2 separate regions of the Homo sapiens genome follow, and region 2 is linked to region 1. Evidence: chromatin contacts called from ENCODE Hi-C or POLR2A ChIA-PET data. All regions are on one chromosome and are shown on one strand. Each heading gives the region's core, a stretch centred on a gene start or an enhancer-like site at or near the end of the contact. The rest is flanking DNA. Distances are from core to core; before and after follow the strand shown. Region 1 holds the start of NR2F1-AS1 (NR2F1 regulatory antisense RNA 1). Region 2 holds the start of RGMB (repulsive guidance molecule BMP co-receptor b).

Evidence for each region. Hi-C counts contacts between places; a loop is a spot of excess contacts on that map. ChIA-PET counts read pairs that join two places held with the same protein, here RNA polymerase II (POLR2A). Pooled maps may share reads with other maps.
Region 2: a loop to region 1 is called in a pooled map, with 15 times the contacts of the local background. The contact joins the promoter of RGMB here to the promoter of NR2F1-AS1 in region 1. A Hi-C loop is called at or near these places in 1 of 168 maps with a recorded cell type or tissue (naive thymus-derived CD4-positive, alpha-beta T cell) and 8 of 50 pooled maps. POLR2A ChIA-PET finds 5 or more read pairs at or near these places in 1 of 52 experiments (PC-3).

What each region holds. Positions count from the first base shown.
Region 1 is chr5:93,578,044-93,584,293 of GRCh38, forward strand. It overlaps NR2F1-AS1 (NR2F1 regulatory antisense RNA 1), which reads right to left and starts at 3,176. Exons shown (of 8, transcript NR_186187.1): 1 at 3,099-3,176. NR2F1 (nuclear receptor subfamily 2 group F member 1) reads left to right here and starts at 5,179. Exons shown (of 3, transcript NM_005654.6): 1 at 5,179-6,250. RefSeq lists an enhancer at 3,352-3,451 and silencers at 3,572-3,621, 6,229-6,250.
Region 2 is chr5:98,770,659-98,776,126 of GRCh38, forward strand. RGMB (repulsive guidance molecule BMP co-receptor b) reads left to right here and starts at 3,005. Exons shown (of 3, transcript NM_001366508.1): 1 at 3,005-3,548. The coding sequence starts at 3,413. It overlaps RGMB-AS1 (RGMB antisense RNA 1), which reads right to left and starts at 2,426. Exons shown (of 2, transcript NR_033932.1): 1 at 1,964-2,426; 2 at 1-526. RefSeq lists enhancers at 1-203, 2,582-2,631, 3,367-3,866, 4,122-4,241 and a silencer at 2,852-3,481.

The DNA.
Region 1 (6,250 bases), core at 1,926-4,425:
AAGATATCAATATCAAAAAAAGCCCATAGAATTAGTGAAAAATGGTTCAGCCTCGTGGTAAGAAAGATATGGAGGGAGAGGATATGTTAACAGACAGACAGTCCGCTTAGATCCGGATTCTGGGGCCTGGAACGCAAGTCAACCCTGAATGTGCAGCCAAACCGATCTGTGCTTCTCTTCCTCTCTCACCAGATCACAATTTACTGGGTGGCAAGCTGGGAGAGATCAAGCTTTGTCTGGTATGTCTTTTAAAACGTGATTAACGCTGAGCTTGATGCTAGCAGCCCGCAAGGGGTACTATAGGCTTACAGCCTAATTCCTTTCCCCAAGCGGAGCGGTACCTTCTCATCGCCTTTTTGGGGAACTACACTAAAGATCTAGTGTGCACTGAACAGGTCTGTGGGAACCAGGAAGGCAGAGGAAGGAAGGGAGGCTCCCGGGAGCCCAGGCCCCGGCAAGGCCCTTACAGTTCCCAGACCCGCCAAACCGAAAGAGAGACCCTGGAGAGGGCTGAGCCCCTGTGGGCCTGGCTGGAGGCCTCGGGTAGGATGCTGAGGCAAGAGCCACAGCGGTCCGAGTCCAAGAACCACGTCCAGACTCAGCTTAAGGTTCCGAGGTGAAAGGCCTGGCCTAGAAGGGAGGGAGAGAGATCTGAAGAAGAGGGGGTGGGTGAAAGAAACGTGGACACTACAACTGCGTTTTCTGCTCCTGCAGCTGAGCGTGCCTGGACAAGTATGTAGGATTTCCCAATTGGGGGATCTAAGTACTCTCGAAAACTATGATCAGTTTTCTATTAGGTACCCTACCCCACAACAACAGATATCATTATTTCCTGGTTGAGTGTGGGTCGCATTAGGCCCAGGACAAGTGTGCCAATTGGGACCAGTATCAAAAGAGAGCCTTGAAGAAAGAAAGAAAGGGCTTCCCAGGAACTAAGCTGACCTCTCAGTGCCTCTAGGGAAGACATTTTTGCTGGAGGCAGGGCTATGAGCACAAGTGGGGCGCCCTGTGGGTGTGCAACCGCGGTCGGGGAGCACAGGCTTCCGAAGAGAAACTGAGCTCTAAGTGCCACTCAGGCCGGACGAGTTCCAGAGGGGGACAGCGCCCTCCTCGAAAAGCCTTGGTTTCTCCCCGCCCCCTCTTGTGACAGAAAGTTGGCAAGGATGCCCCGTAGGAGTGCGAGCCGCTCCCCTCCTCCGAAAAGCCGCGGGCTTCCGCTGCTCCGGGCATCACCACCAACAGCTTCCCACTCCCACCCCTGGGACTAGGACAGGGGACTTCACCCTCCTCCTTCCTTCCGGAGGAGCCCGCGGCTTCGCCTGAGGCCTCGCGGGCCCAACTTCTCCCCACCGCTAGGGTCACGCCGGGTCCCAGGGGCCTCTTTCAAGTTTGAAAGCTCTGTGGGGGCACGGAGAGCCCACAGTAAGGATGGGTGGGCGCCTCTGCTCCCGGGCAGGCTCAGCTGTCATCCCGTCTCGCCTTGGCCCTCACCTACAGGGCCTGACCCCGGGCCAGCCCAGCTAGGCAAGGCCTCCTCGCTTCCGAGACCCCCCAGCCCCCGGGTGCAGTCCCCAGCATCGGCTGCCCCCGCCCCCCGCGCGCCCTCTGACGCAAACGCACGCCCCTGCCCCGCACGGAGGAAAGCGCTCTTGTTGGTTTTAATTGAGCCTCTTCCTTTCAACACACCCCCTCTGTCCCCACCCCTGGGAGGCGACCCCCTCCCCGCCCCCAGCCGGCTGGCAGCGGCGCAGGGAGTCTGGCTCGGCTGCTAGGCTGCGAATCCCGGTGCTCTCTCGCCGCCGCCGCAGGTTGTCTGCTCGGGAGAGCGGCTCGATGTCCCTTTTAATCCGCTGACACTATCGCCCACATCAGACAGGCAGCCATCGATCGCGTTACATTAGGGGATGGCGTTACAAACGGCGTCCGCAGGTGGGCGGCTGCAGCCAAGCTCGCCAGGTTCAGGCCGTAACCAGGCAAGGCGCGGGCACAAGGGCCAGCCGGGCCGGACTCTGCAGCCGGCTCCACCGCGGGTCGCGCTCGGCACCAGCAGGAACAGCCGGGCCGGTGTTAAACGTGCGGGTCCCCGTCCTCCGCCCGGGCATCCGTTTCCCGCCTAGGAGAGAGAGGGAATAGCGGGTGGGGGTGGGAGCAGCCTGTTTTGAATGTGGATTGCTGCTCGCCTGGCACGATCCTCCCCTCCAAGGAGGCGCGGCGGCCGCGATCCTCGCCTTAGCGCTACGGCGAGACAGAGGCCGAGCGAGGGCAACTCCCGAGCAGGCCCCGAAGAAAGTTCTCCTCGTCCCGCCCTGGCTGCCTAGACTCTGCTCTCGGCCTGCGGAGGCCGTGCGAGCCAAGACTGCCTCCCGGCCCTGCCCGTTACCAACCCCAAGTTCAAGAGAAACGACAACCATTATGTTACTTGCCTGGTGAGGCAGGATTTGGCCGAGTCTCGTTTCTGGTGCCCACGACGCACGGTCCAGGGTCCGAGGGCGGCTGGGCCGGCGGACTGGGCATCCAGTGTGCCTGCGGTGCCCTGGCGCTCGCTGTCGCTGGTCTCCCACTCCCTTCGTCTCTCTCCGCGTTCTCCTTCCCTCGCCCTATCTCCCTCTCTCCGCCTGCTGCCTCTGCCCTCGACTCCCTGCCTCTGACTGTATGGGGAGTACGATTTAGAATCTGTACATAGAAAGGTTTTCTTTTCTTTCTTTTCTTTTGGTCTATTTTAATCGTGTTCGTTTCACCTTTTAACTGACCAGAAGACGGGAGCGCGTTTGCGCGTTTATTTGGGCATAGGGACGAGGGCAAGGAGCCCCTGCTACCCCCAGTCGCCTCCTCGCCATCAGCTGCGTACAATGGGCCACCGCTCGCGGAGTGCATTGACAGTTCTCCATTATTCGAGCTGGAGGGGCTGTGGGGCAGGCACGGGAAAACCTTTTATTCTGCTCTTTAAAATCATCGCTCGTCACTAAGCGGTCGCCGACTCCCGACTTGTAGGCTGGAGAGACCAGGAAGCGCAAAACGTCCCCCAAACACGCAGTGCTTCCCAAACCCCTCCCTGGTGAGACTTAAAGTGAGAACGAGTATTAAAAAACAAACCCTACCTCTGTCAATACAGCGTGGCCATTTACTTCCACCTTTACCTGAGGGCGTGTTGGCGCTAGGAATGCTCGAGCTGAGACAAACTTTTACGCCCTCGCGAGTCGAGGGGCGGGCGGGCGAGCGCGGCTCCCACCCCCGGCGGCGGCAGCGGCGGCTTTGTCACTCCGCGCGGCTCCGCGCCCGCCTGAGCCTGCCTAGGGGAGCGATCTCAAAACGAGGGGGGTGCGAGTATGCGATTGGAGAATATGTAACTAATAGAAGTATCATTTTCCCCCAGTACGATCTTTCAAGGAAAAAAAAATCCATTGAAAGAATTTTCAAAGTGCTGTCTTCGTTTGGAGAAAAGGCACAGGCTGCCTGCGGGGAGGGGAGGAGGGACTCGGCTGTGTGCCGCCCGGGAGCGGCTCCCGTCCGCTAGGTGGCAGCCGGAGCCAGCGATTCCTGCAAGCCCCGCCGCGGGACCCGCTCCTCCCGCCTGCCCCTCCTCCCGCGACCAATCACCTTCAGGATTCAGGAATCGGGGTCTCGGTCTCTCTCTCTCTCTCTCTCTCTCTCTCTCTCTCTCTCTCTCTCTCTCTCTCTCTCTCTCTCTCTCCCCCTCTCCCTCTCCCTCTCCCTCTCCTCTCTCCCTCTCCCTCTCCCTCTCCCTCTCCCTCTCCCTCTCCCTCTCCCTCTCGTCTCTCTCTCTCTCTCTCTCCTCTCTCTCTCTCTCTCCTCTCTCTCTCTCTCCTCTCTCCTCTCTCTCTCGGTCTCTCTCTCTCTCTCTGGGTCTCTCTCTCTCTCTCTCTCTCTGGGTCTCTCTCTCTCTCCTCTCTCTCTGGGTCTCTCTCTCTCTCCTCTCTCTCTCTCTCCCCTCTCCTCTCTTCTCTCTCTCTCTCTCTCAATATCTCGCGCGCTCTCCTCTCTCCTCTCTTTCCTTTCCTCTCCTCTCTCTCTGTCTCTCTCTCTCCTCCTCCCCCTTTTCTCTCTCCCTCTCCGCCTCCCCCCCTCTCCATCTTCTCGTTTGTTTGCTCTTTTCCCGGGACTGACTTGGCCACACTAATCTCCCCCCACCCTGCAACAATATGGGGACTTACTACTGTTTTATTAATAATGATTGAAGCATTGTTGGAGTTTGGAACAGCCAGGTGATAAAAAAAAAAAAAAAGAAGAAGGAAAAATTGGATTGATTGGAAAGTTTATTTTTAAAATCATCTTTGGGATAAATAGGAACCCTTGATTCCGATCGAATTTGTGGCAATAGCTGCAAATTCCAGGAGTGTGCTTTGTCATCATTAAACCTTTTAAACCAAGGTATACTTTGGATTAAAAAATAGGGAGATCCTACCCTGTTTCTACTTGTTTCTAAAAAGGATATAAAATGAGCAGAATCCAGACTTGGATTGTGCTTATATGTGAGAGAAGAAAACAATCCAAATCCAGTATATTTCACAAATCATTAAAATGGTGGGGGTTTCATTCCCATTAAAAATTTTTCCAAACATTTTCAATGACACTCTCTTCACGCTCATAAAATCTAATTTTAAAAACTTTTCAGAAGAAATCAAAATAATTTCCCTCTAATTCTCCTTTTGCCCATCGCTAGGCGTTCTCCCCCTCGTCATCCCTTCCCCCTCTGGGGTGTGAGCGTAAGTGTGTGTGTGTGTATGTGTGTGTGTGTGTGACCATAGACGACCCATACTAATCAGGTCTCAGAGTAAATAGCAGCGCAGGGCGATCTCAATGTAAATTGCGCTTGTCAGAAACACACCCCCCTCCCTCACTTTCTCTCCTCCTCCCCACACCATCCCAGTCTGTAGGTAGCTAAGCGGGGGGGGGAGAAAGAAAGCAAAAGAGGAGGGGGGAGGGGCTCTCCAACCAATGGCGTGCAGGAGGCTTGGCTAACCTTAGCCTCCCATTTTCTCTCCCCCCGATTCAGGGCTCTGACCAGTCAGTCGCCTTTGATTATCAGTTGCCAGCAGCCCTTCTCTTGGCTCCTTGACACGAGCTCCATATAAGGCAGCGATCTCCATAGAAACGTGTCAGTTTCAATAGTAGTGTCAAAGTTCACTATATACAGACATTCGCGCAGATCCCCCTTTCGGAAACATTGCTCTGCGAGTCCTCCCGTTTAAACGCATTCAATTTTTGGGTCTCTCTCTCTCTCTCTCTCTCTCTTCTTCTCTTCTCTCTCTCTCTCTCTCTCCTCTCTCTCTCTCCTCTTTCTCCCCCCTCTCTCCCTCCTCTCCTCTCTCTCTCCTCTCTTCTCTGAACCTCTCTTCTCTTTCTCTTTTCTTACATATTCTACTAGTTGTTTTCCCCTTCTTCTTCTCCTTTCTCTCCTTTTTCTCCCTCCTCCTTGTCTCTTTTACTCCATTCCTGCAGAAGAGAGAGGGCTAAACTTAAAGAAAAAAAAAAGGAGGAGGAGGAGGAGGAGGCACCCCCTTCGTATTCTTCTTATCGTTATTTTATACATATATGATTTTTTTTGGAGGGAGGGTGTTGGTTGCCGGCTGAAGAGCACTTATTTAAAATACTAAAAAAAGAACATTTTTGGGCGATCTCCAGGGTTTTTTTAACTAGCTCTGTGTGTTATAGCAGAAGAAGCAGAAGAAGGAGCAAGAAAGAGGAAAAGAAGAGGATTATTTATTCGACCTACTTTGGATGTCTCTCTCGCTTTTCCTTTTTCCTTTTTTTGGCAATTATTTTCTTCTGATTTTTATTTTTTCTATTTCGCTGTGATTTCGTCGCCGGCGTGAATTATCCCGTATTTTTCTCCCCCTTCCGTCACCTCCCGAAAGAAGAAGGCAGCGAGAGCCCGGCGCCACCGGCACAACAAAAAGAGCAAAGTGTGTGATCTTCCTCGCCGGCTGCCTCCCGCTCTCCAGCGCTGCCTTCCTGAATGGCTGGCTGCGTCCGGCCCTGGACCTGGCCCCCCGACACCCGCGCGCCCTGATCGCCGGCGGCAGCCTCGCCCAGCGCCCTGCTCGGCTCACCGCGCTCCCCGCACTCCCGAGCCCGGCGAGGGCTCCCGCCGGGACAGCGGCGGCGCCGCGGGCGGCCCCGGCCTCCGCTCGCGCTCCGGCTGCGGCCCCGACTCCTGCTCGGACTCCGGCCCGGGTCCCGGCTCCTCCAGCGGCGCTCGCCGCAGCAGCTCCGGCGGCAGCTCCAGCGG
Region 2 (5,468 bases), core at 1,755-4,254, 5.2 Mb after region 1:
AGGGTTAAGAATGATGTAAGTACAGGCACTTGATTTCTCAAGTCGCCCGCTTGGCCCTCTTCCAAGTTGTACTTTCCTTATTTTCTCTCCTTTCCTTTCCTTACTGTTCTAACGCTTTTTAATAAACTTTCACTCTTGCTCTGAAAAAAAAAATGATGTAAGTACAAACCACGAGCTGCTTGACGCTGAGCTGTTGGACTCCGGGCTATTTCAGCCGCTGCTTTGGGTACACAGTGGCCGGGGAGCAGCCGGGGAGCCCTTACTCTAGAAAGGATTGCACAAATCGCAAGCTTAGGTGATCTGTTAAGCAGTCAGAGATTCTCCTGTTAGATTTCTGGAAATGGAGACATATTAACTGGAGAACAGTTAAAAACATCACGTATAGGCTCAGGAAATGAAACTGCATCTTGTTTAGAATCCATTAGTGTTTCTGGCATGTGTTTTAATTCTGTCCACTTGCACGTTCATGCCGTAGTATGCTTTGCTGGATTCTCCGGATGTACTGTTCAGGTCTCCTCCTTCCTTTCTGAAAACAAAGAGAAAGGGAGAAAGAGTACCAGTGGCAAGAAACAGGGTGGATGTGTGAATTACACAAGTCATCAGCCACTTCATGATTTTTTTTCTGATTAAAACATAAAACTTTTATAAGTCACCGATTTTTTTGTTTGTGTTCTAGCTCCCTCCCCGATTTTTCTTTGTACAATATAAAGTCGTTTGTAACTTGCAGCTCACGGGCTTGAGGAGTGGCTGCGGTATAAGCGACTATTCACTACGCTCTTGCTTTCCAAGCCAATTCCTGATCTTGTGAACAGTACGAATTTACCCGCGAGTGTGTCAACTGACCTATGTCTTGAAAATAGGAACCACCTTGCGGTTTACTTGTGAAAATTAGCATTTTCCTCTAGCGGCTGAACACTTATGCAGCAATAAAAAGTGAATTGTTAGGCTTATAAATCTCGAGCTTGTCAAATTTTACAACAGAGGAGCAATAAAGCACCTTATAGAGATGAAGTTTTTCCTCTGAAGAACAGTTCCGTTTAACGACACCAGGATTTGCAATGACTCGAGGACGCCCTCTATTGATAGGAAAATCTAGAGCACCCGTGTACTTATGGAACAGGATATAGGGGGAGGGGAGTAAAAAATCATAGAAAGTCACGAGTGGAAAGACCCAAACCAAACAGAAATTATTGATCCTTAACTATTGAGTATATGCTTTGAAGTATGATCAATAAAGTGAGATGCTGCTTTTATAGGGGTCGAATTAAATCTTGGGTTAAGAGAAAAAAATGTAGTCTTTGTTAGCCAAATACTTTGAAAATCAGTATTATGTTTGATTACTTTTTTAAGATGCTTCTTAGTATGTCATGAACTGTATCTAATTATATGAAGTAATTGCAAGATAGTAAATTTTTGCTCTAATAATACTTAGTCCGCAGCATTATCTAAAAATGTCATATAACTTCCTCCCCAAAAGTCATTTCTCCAGGCAACTGTGAAGCTATTATTAAGCGTATTATGGATATACACAGGCTTGGATTATATTGTGGATAGTGAAAGGTGTGTTTACCCCTTAAGTCATCATAGTATGTAACAAGTAAGTAATGAAAAGTTACAGTAAAAACAGATAGGCATCCTTCATTAGGGACCTAGTGGTTTGGGCAATTCAAAATGTGTCTAATAAGTGAGCTGGTGAGACTGAAGGTTTGCCCCTCAATTATCCTAGTCCATTGATTAGCTCATTTAAACATGTGTGGAATATCAGCATGTCCGTGGTTGATAAGAAATTCCTAATTAGAGATTCTGAGTAACATAGCGGGTACAGTTGCCAACTACGATTTGGATGTTAGTGGATTTTAAATGGCAACCCTGTGCTGTTTGGGGAAAGGCAAAGGCGAGGGCGGTATCAAGTGTCTCTCAGCCTTGAGGTCATTCTTGAGATTAGATACCACTTCACACCTACCGATAACAAATTGGAATCTATCATCAGTCTCATAACTGCTTTTCTGTCTCCACTTGGCAGCCTCTTTCTTTGTAGACAATTGTCTTTTTCCTCACTTTCGGACCCATCCGATCATAAAAGGAGAAAGTGAGCTGCCATTGAATTAATCCGTAGAAATTTGTGGAAAATTTAAATAATCTGTAGAAATTTGTGAAAAAGCCACTGAGCAACAACAAATCGTGGCATAATTACACTGCATAAAAACCCACCACTCTCATTAATTACACTGTAACCGAACGTTGAAGTTTGCCCACTCTTAGACCTCTCCTTGCCGCTTTCAGGAAGGGAAATGTCAAACTAGAACACCTGAGCCTCGCACAGCTGCCAGCGAATTCCGGCGGCAGTTCGCGGGTACCTTCCCAGCCCATCCTATCTGCTCCGGACCGCGGGTGACATTCAGATTTCCAACACCGCCCCGAGCTTGCTTTACCAGACACCCTCAAACGACTCGGAACGCGGTTCCGCAGATGTGATTGGCTGAAAGGGGACCTGCCGCGCGGCGCTCTGTAAAAGCGCCTGCTTCCTCCAAGGAGGTGGAGCTGAAGCTGGCAGGGCCAGGGCAGGGAGGGGTAATTAAATTAAAAAAAAAACTTGGAGGGAAGATGAATCGGATCACATTAATTCAAGGAGAGGTCAAAGGCCGGTACCTTTGTAACGCCGGCGAGAGTAAGACTTGCGGTCGCCCATTTCTGTTGGGCGCGAGGAAACAGTAAATCGCGGAAGGGGGTAGAGGGGGAAGGAAAGGGAGCGCGAGGCAGCATGCGGCGCAGGAGAGAGGACTTGGAGTCGATGGACAGGGAACTCGAATTACACTGAGCGGGCGGGGGAGAGGGCCCTCTGGGTCCTGCGATTGGCAGGCTGAGTCGGGCTGACGTGCGGTCACAACCAATGGGGAGGAAGGGAGGGACACGGCGGGGGATTATGGCGTCGTGGATTGGCGGGCACAGGGCGGGGCGGGACGGCAGTGCGGGACTGAGATTGATCGACCGCGGGGGCTGCCGCGCAGAGATATCCGGGCCGCCGGTGGGTGGTCGCTAGGGCTGGGCCAGCCTCTTGGAGGTCCACGCCCGCCGAGCCCACGCTGGCTGGGGCCGGGGTGCCGGCGCGCTCGGGACTCGTCTCAGCAGTCGCTCACGGTCTTTGTGTCTTCTCTTCCGCCCCTTTCCCTGCCTGCCGCCTCCGGCCGCCACGATGCCCCTGCGCCCCGCTGCTGCCGCCGCGGACTGGCTGCGCCGGCTGCGCGCTGCTTGCTGCGGCGGTGGTGGCGCCCCATCTGCTACACGGGCCTGAAGAAGGAAGAAGAGGAAGCGAAGCGCGCCCCCCGGCCCATGCCGCAGCCACGGGCCCAGACCCGCCACGGCGCCCGCGCCGCCGCCCTCGCCGGAGCCCACGAGACCTGCATGGACGGGCATGGGCTTGAGAGCAGCACCTTCCAGCGCCGCCGCTGCCGCCGCCGAGGTTGAGCAGCGCCGCAGCCCCGGGCTCTGCCCCCCGCCGCTGGAGCTGCTGCTGCTGCTGCTGTTCAGCCTCGGGCTGCTCCACGCAGGTAGGACGGGAGCGCGCGAGGGGAGCCAGCCCCGGGGCCTAGGGCTTTGTTCCCAAATAGCCCCAGGTCTCGAAGGCGCTCGCCGGGGCGGAAGGGCGGCGTGGCGCAACGGGAAAGGCCTCCCGAGCCCCTGACACGCACCTCTGTCGGGCTCCGGGCCACAGTAACGCAGCCACCCACCGGGCGGCCGCCGGGCGCAGAGACGAGCCTTCTCTCCACCCTCCCCGCCTTCGGCTCGGACCGCTGACAAATCTCCCCTCCGACAGCCGCTTATCAAACATTTAGCGGGCGGGGGCCGCGCGCCCGAGACAAATGTTCCGGATGCTTTATTGCTCTCTGCGCTGGTGTTTACTGAAAGTCAGGCTCGGATCAGGTTTCCGCCGTCGCAGCCGCCTCGGAGGGAGACAAGGAGCCTTGTGCTGCTTTTCTGGAGTTGGGGGTGGCGGCGAGGCGAAGGAAGTACACCAGATGGAAAGATTTTTACCAGATTTTGCAAACCTGGGAGTTAATCTCGAAGTAACGTCAACTTTTTTGAGCAGGGATTTCTTTCGTTTTGGCAAAAGCTGCGTTTGTTCAGCGATCAGCCTCCCGGGAAAAGCTCGTGTTTTGTGACTAGCCGGGTGTCTTCGGGCTCCGTGAGGGGTTGACAGATAACCATGCTGCCTTCTGGAGGTCGGCGCTTCCCCAGCCTTGAGGCGTATGTTCCAAGGGAAGTAAGCCTGCAAATGAGCCTTCTACCATGTGATACCTATTTTTCTTTTTAAAAAATCGTTTCATGAAAATCCAGGACGCTCTTCACACTATTTTTTTCTAGGAATTTGCCTAGACAAAGAATTTTTTTTAATGCTAAGGTTGAAAGGGTCATTTTCCTTTAGTCTTGAGAACAAACAGCATTAGATAAGTTTCTTTTCCTTCCAGACCTTTTTTGTCCTGTATATATGAGACACTTCACAACGTTCTGGTCTGGAGAATCCTGAACTTCGATGCCACCCAACTGTGCGGAGTAATTTTTACTTATTAAACCATACCCGCCATGCTAAAAATCAGGGAGGTCTTTTAAGTAATGGGGGGGAAAATGTGACATCTGAGGAGACTTAATTTACTTTGCGTAGCTTTGCATTATGATGTAATAGCTGCTTTTTAACACCGACAATTAGGGAAAAGACGGCTTAATAAAAAAGTGTAATAGAAAGTTTTAGGATGATTACGGCTTTCAATTAGTAACCTAAGAACCTTAGAAAATAGTGTCAATCTGCATGTAGTTACGTGGAAAATTTTTCTTGACATGTTAAAAGATATATTCAGGAGTGTTTGTGCGAAAAATATGTGTCCATAATACCAAAATGTAAGTTTCATGAAATGGAAATTGTGCTAGGTGGGATTGTGTCCCCCTTGGCTGCTTGGATATTGTTTCCCATAGTTGCCATAGGATCCTGTGACAGAATTGGAATGTGGTCCCTGAAGGTTTCTTTGCTAGCCCGTGAAAGGCATACTAAGTTGGCTTAAAGGTTTAGAAAAGTAGGGTGTCTTCGTTCAAGAATTTGGAATGTGAAGCTCCCAGTATCTTCATGTGTCCTCATTTAAGTCACCATTAGATTCAGCCCAACAATGTGGTAAGCGATTTCTATGGACAACTTGTTGGAGTGAAGCGATTAATCCTGTTAAAGAAAAGAACGCTCCTTTTGAGAGATTTCTTTGAAGAGTGGTGCTATTTAAATGCCCGGGTTGTTTCTCAGATAAGGGAACCCAGCAAGAGTGCCAGTGCTCTTTGCAGATGGACTACTATATGTTTTATGCCTGGATCCTTATCATCTGCCTCAGCACCCCATATGGCTCCACATTTCACTTAATTCAGCTTCAGAATACCTCATTTCTTTTATTATAAACTGGTGATTGTGCTGCAGATTCACACGTGTAGTC